2 separate regions of the Homo sapiens genome follow, and region 1 is linked to region 2. Evidence: read pairs that join two places in POLR2A ChIA-PET (ENCODE). Cell type or tissue: MCF 10A. All regions are shown on one strand. Each heading gives the region's core, and the rest is flanking DNA. Links, peaks and the distances in the headings are about the cores only. Region 1 overlaps MAP3K5 (mitogen-activated protein kinase kinase kinase 5). Region 2 overlaps MAP3K5 (mitogen-activated protein kinase kinase kinase 5).

Region 1 (2,818 bases), core at 47-2,546, 89 kb before region 2:
CATTTTACTGTTTCCAGTACAAATTGTTCTAAATAAATTAGATGTACCTATGATTTTTTGTTTGTTTGTTGTTTTTGTTTTTGAGACAGAGTCTCACTCTGTTGCCCAGACTAGAGTATACTGGCATGATCTTGGCTCACTGCAACCTCCATCTCCTGGGTTCAAGCAATTCTCTTGCCTCAGCCTTGTGAGTAGCTGGGATTACAGGTGTGCACCACCACACCTGGCTAATTTTTGTATTTTTGGTAGAGACAGGGTTTCGGCATGTTGGCCAGGCTGGTCTCGAACTCCTGATCTCAAGTGATCTGCCCACCTCGGCCTCCCAAAATGCTGGGATTACAGGCATGAGCCACGGCACTGGCCGTGATGTACCTATGATTTGAACATAATATAACCTTAACTTCCTGACTCAGCCTATCATTTATTAACATAAATAATTGTTCTTCACTGAAAGAACAATTAGAGTTAAGAGTTAATTAAAGTTGAATTGTTCTTGCCCTTACACTAGAAGTCCCTGGACATTTATCCTGGTATTGTTTCTGTACTTGCTTTGTATATATTTTTAGTTCTACCATCACTATAAAGCGGTTAGTAGACTTTTTAATTTTTTGCTGATTTCAAGTTGCTGTTCTGTGAATAAAATGTATTATGTGGCATCTATTTTATCTACTTGGAGGATAATAAACATTTTCCCCCTAGTTCTTAGCTGTATACTGATATCTCAGGAGCACCTGATATCATGCACAAATAAAGATGTAGAATAACACTTTATTGTCATCACCAAATGGCATTATTAATTAAACTTTACCTAGAACTTGCTTGTGCCACCTTCAAAAGTTGAATAAAACGATCCACAAGAGGTAAGCAGATGGGTCCAAGAAGCAGCTCGAAGTTCGGTTGCATGAGCTCTGTCAACCCCTTCATGAAGCTGCTGTCACAGCAGTAGACTTTGTTATGTGGAGTTATCATGTAAGGAACAAAGGTGTAGTTCCCAGTGCACATCTGCGGAGAGAGGAGGCATCGGCAAGTGGGGAGCTGGCCTGGAGACACGGCACAGATGGAATCCCACGTCTTACTCATTTTAAATAATTCCAAATGCAAAGGGAAATAGAAAAGCCTCATTATTTATTTATGACCTACGACAATGAAAATTTCCCCAATTCCTTTCACTGCATACTTCAAATAATTAGGACTTACAGATGATACCAAAAAAAGAGTGGAACAGTTTCTATCCATCAATTTAATATTTATTCACCATCTTTCAAGGCTAGGGCACTAAGTTATTGCTGTTGGAAAAAGTAGTTTAAAGCATGGCCTTCAGCTTTCAGGGAACTTATAATTTAGTCACAGGGCGCAGCATACACATATGAAAATGCTACAAGCTCACATTTGAAGGGCTTCCTACATGTAAGGTGATGCCGCAAGTAGATCCCGCTCAAATCCACCCCCCGGGAGGCTGCTCTCTCTCTGTCTCCCCACTACTAAAACTACAGGCCCAGAAGTTACCCTTGATGCTTCCATTCCCTTCCCCTTCCACATCCTATCGAAGTCCCATCTGTCCTGCCTCCAAAATATAATGTCATATTTGTCCATTTCCCTCCATCTTCTCGGCCAACACTTTAGTCCATGCACCAATGGACCTGGCCTGAGCCACTGCCATCAGCTTTAACTGGTCCCCCTGCTTCCACTCTTGTCCTCTAATTTACTCTCCACTCTGCCATCAGAGTGATCTTTCAACACTGTCCCTCAGATCACTTCCCACAGCTGCTTAAAGCCCCATCTCTTGCTCTTGGGAGAAAGAAGAAATTGCAATGCAACGTACAAGGGCCTGACTACGCAGATCCTGCCCCTCTCTAACCTCAGCCCTGCCACTCTCCCCTCGCCCACTACAGCCTGGGCTCACTGACCTTCTCTTGGTTCCTGGATGATGCCCAAGCGAGGATAAACTGGTGCAAACAAAAGCAGAGCAGGGATGAAAGTGGAAAGTGAGTTGGATACCCTGAGTAAGCAAATCTGACTGGAGCTCGAAGCTCAGGGAAGGGAATTAAATGCAAAGTTAAGGATGTTAGACTGTACATTCTGGACAATGCAGAATCATAGAAGGATCCACAGCAGGAAAGAAAACACAATCAGCTGAGTGTGATGGCTCACGCCTGTAATCCCAGCACTTTGGGAAGCCAAGGCGGGCAGATTGCTTGAAGCCAGGAGTTCAAGATCAGCCTGGCCAATATGGTGAAACCCCGTCTCTACCAAAAATACAAAAATTATCCAGGTGGGGTGGTGCACGCCCTTAATCCCAGCTACTCAGGAGGCTGAGGTGCGAGAATCACTTGTAGTGAGCCGAGATTGCGCCACTGCACTCCAGCCTGGGTGACAGAGCGAGACTCTGTCAGGAGAACGAAAGAATGAACAAATGAAAGAAGGAGAAAGAGAGAGAGAAAGAAGGAAAGAAGAAGGGAGGAAGGAGGGAGGGAGGAAGAAATGTGCATTTTCACAATGCACAATCAAAATGCACAAATCAAAATACACAATCAAAACTGTGCATTTTGGCAGCCTGGGCAGGTAACAAGATGCACTAAAGGGAAGAGATATGAGGTTTGAGGAGATGAGTCATGCTGTGGCATGACCAGGTCGGCAGAGGTGGCGATAGAGAAACAGACACGTGCGTGACTGAAGAAGAAGGAATCAGCTGGATCTGGTAACTGATAACAACCTGAGAAAGGGTAAGGCATCAAAGGCAATTCTGCACTTCTAAGGGCGACTACCTATACAGAGTGGTATCATTAACAGAAAGCAAGAATTCAGAAAGCAGAACCAG
Region 2 (2,818 bases), core at 240-2,739:
TTCTGCCTACAATGCAGAGGGCAAAGAAGGGGTATTGTCAGCTTGGCTTTGCTGTCTCTGAGTGACAGTCTCTTGTATACGTAAATAAGATGAATTTTCATAAAAGCATTGACAGAGCATTAGCTTCACCTCAGAAAGAAAATGAAAAAGCAAATGACAACTGTAGTCAAAGAAGAAATTAAAATATAGTTAAATAGTAAACAGATCAAGAAAAAATCAGTGAAAACCTTTAACTTGCAACCTATTCTTTTTAAAGACATCAGTACACAAAGATTGGGAAAGTTTATTAAAAATGTTACCAAACTTTAAGTTCTTCTTTTTTTTTTTTTTTTTTTTTTGAAACAGGGTCTCATTCTGTCACCCAGGCTGGACTGCAGTAGCACGATTTCAGCTCACCGCAGCCTCAGCCTCCCAGGCTCAAGGGATCCTCCCACCTCAACCTCCCGAGTAGCTGGGAATAAGTTCTTACTCACTCCGTTAGGTTGAGCTATTCGAACATCACTGTTTCCCATGTAAACGTTGAGACCTTCATTAGGCTCTCCTTGCTTACCCTGCCATTTCACTTCAGGTGTCACCACCTTTAAGAAGCTACCCCTTGCCAGGTGTGGTGGCTCACACCTGTAATCCCAGCTCTTAGGGAGGCAGAGGCAGGAGGATAGCTTGAGCCCAGGAAATTGAGACCTGCCTAGGCAATATAGCGAGACCCCATTCTCCACAAAAAGGAAAAAAGCAAACAAAAAACAAGCATAAGAAGCTACCCTTGAACCCACTGTATCCTCAATCTGATTTTTGAAGCTGATTCCTGGGAGCCCAGCATCCTGGCACAGAGGCACTGCTAAGGCAAAGGCATTGGTCTGCCCTCCCCACCAACTCTGAGCTCTTCAGGGGCAGGAATATGATATATACAAGCAGTTCATTTAATCTCTACGAGCTGAAATGATTCATTTGTCTTAATAATGCTGTCATTTTAAAGTACAGAATTTGAGAGCTGGAGGGAATCTCAGATACCAATTATTCCAACACTCCACTCTTTTCTGAGGCTTTAAATGACTTGCTCCAAGTTAGAAAAGAATCAGGACCCAAAGCCAAACCTTGAAAATGCTGTTCTAATGCTTTGTGCCTGCATCCCATGCCACCTTGCCTTTGTAAATTCACAGGATTAAATAAGGGAATCCTAAAAAAATGTGTTCAATTCCCCCTTCACTTCTAACCCTGGTCAATTTTACAGGCAAAGAAACACCACTGGAGGCAATGAAGGGCCGTTCTCACAATTACATGGTTCACAGCAGAGCTGGGATGAAAACTCGGATCTAATATGAGGGACCATGTTCTTCCCACTATCTCATAAAAATTCAACTTTCAAGTACAGGTCATGGGTGTAGAGCAAAGGTCAGCATGGCACAGGGGCCAAATCCTGTGGGCCACCTGTTTTTGAGTATGGCTTGCAAGCTAAGAATGGTTTTTACATTTTAAAATGGTTATAAAACAAGAAATCATACTTTGTGAGGTATATGAAGTTCAAATTTCAGTGTCCACGAATAACGTTTGGTTGGAACATAGTCATGATCATTTGTTTAGGTCCTGTTTATGGCTGCTCTTGAGTAATAGGGCAGAGTTGAGAAGTTGTGAAAGAGACCTCAAGAAATGAAACCACACACCTAACACCATCTGATCTTCAACAAAGTCAACAAAGTAAGTAATGGAGAAAGGACTCCCTATTCAATAAATGGTGCTGGCTAGCCATATGCAGAATAAAATTGGACCCCTATCTATCACCATATACAAAAATTCATTCAAGATGGATTAAGGTTTAAATGTAAGACCTCAAACCATAAGAGTCCTAGAAGAAAGCCCAGGAAATACCATTCTGCATCAGCCTTGGGAAAGAATTTATGACTAAGTCCTCAAAAGCAATTGCAACAAAAACAAAAATGACAAATGGGACCTAATTAAACTAAAGAGCTTCTACACAACAAGAGACACTATTAAGAGAGTACAAAGACAACCCTCAGAATGGGAGAAAATATTCACAAACTACGCATTTAAGAAAGGTCTACAAATCAACAAGCAAAACAACAAATAACCCCGTTAAAAAGTAGGCGAAAGATATGAACAGACACTTCTCAGAAGAAGGCATACAAGCAGCCAACAAACTTATGAAAAAATGTTCATCATCACTAATCATCAGAGAAATGCAAATCAAAACCACAATGAGATAACATCTCACACCAGTCAGAATGGCTTTTGTTAAAAAGTCAAAAAATAACAGATGTTGGCGAGGCTGCAGAGAAAAGGGAACACTTACACACTGTTGGTGAGAATGTAAATTTGTCCTGCCACCGTGGAAAGTAATTTGGAGAGTTCTCAAAGAACTAAGAGCTGAACTACCGTTCGACCCAGCAATCCCATTACTAGGTATATACCCAAAGGAAAATAAATTGTTCTACCAAAAAGACACCAAACCAGATATTGAATGTTCTCACTCATAAGTGGGAGCTAAACATTGGGTACAAGTAAACTTAAAGATGGGAGGCTGGGTGCGGTGGCTCACGCCTGTAATCCCAATACTTTGGGAGGCCAAGGCAGGAGGACTGCTTGAGGCCAGGTTTGAGACCTGTCTGGGCAACATAGCAAGACCCCGTCTCTACAAAAAAAACATAGTAAAATAAAATAAAATTAGCCCAGCGTGGTGGCTCATGCCTGTAGTCCCAGCTACTCGGGAGGCTGAGGCAGGAGGATCACTAGAGCCCAGGAGTTCGAGCTAGCAGCGAACCATGATCATGCCACTGCACTCCAGGCTGGGCAACAGAGTGAGACC

What was found. ChIA-PET counts read pairs that join two places held together with the same protein. Peaks named below come from ENCODE experiments on the same cell type or tissue, not always from the same donor. Only the 100,000 strongest peaks of a DNase experiment are listed, where the experiment ranks them.
Region 1: POLR2A ChIA-PET joins it to region 2 with 92 read pairs; 8 of 35 experiments call an interaction of 5 or more read pairs at or near these places.

The regions. Positions count from the first base shown.
Region 1 is chr6:136,697,681-136,700,498 of GRCh38, forward strand. MAP3K5 (mitogen-activated protein kinase kinase kinase 5) reads right to left here. Exons shown (of 30, transcript NM_005923.4): 4 at 809-1,002. Among named protein-coding and RNA genes, the nearest start is that of MAP3K5-AS1, 70 kb to the left of the region's middle. In MCF 10A, for the core only: no CTCF peak of the experiment used is centred there; no DNase peak of the experiment used is centred there.
Region 2 is chr6:136,786,485-136,789,302 of GRCh38, forward strand. All of the region lies in intron 1 of MAP3K5 (mitogen-activated protein kinase kinase kinase 5), which reads right to left. Among named protein-coding and RNA genes, the nearest start is that of MAP3K5-AS2, 3.8 kb to the left of the region's middle. In MCF 10A, for the core only: no CTCF peak of the experiment used is centred there; a DNase peak (open chromatin) is centred at 1,617.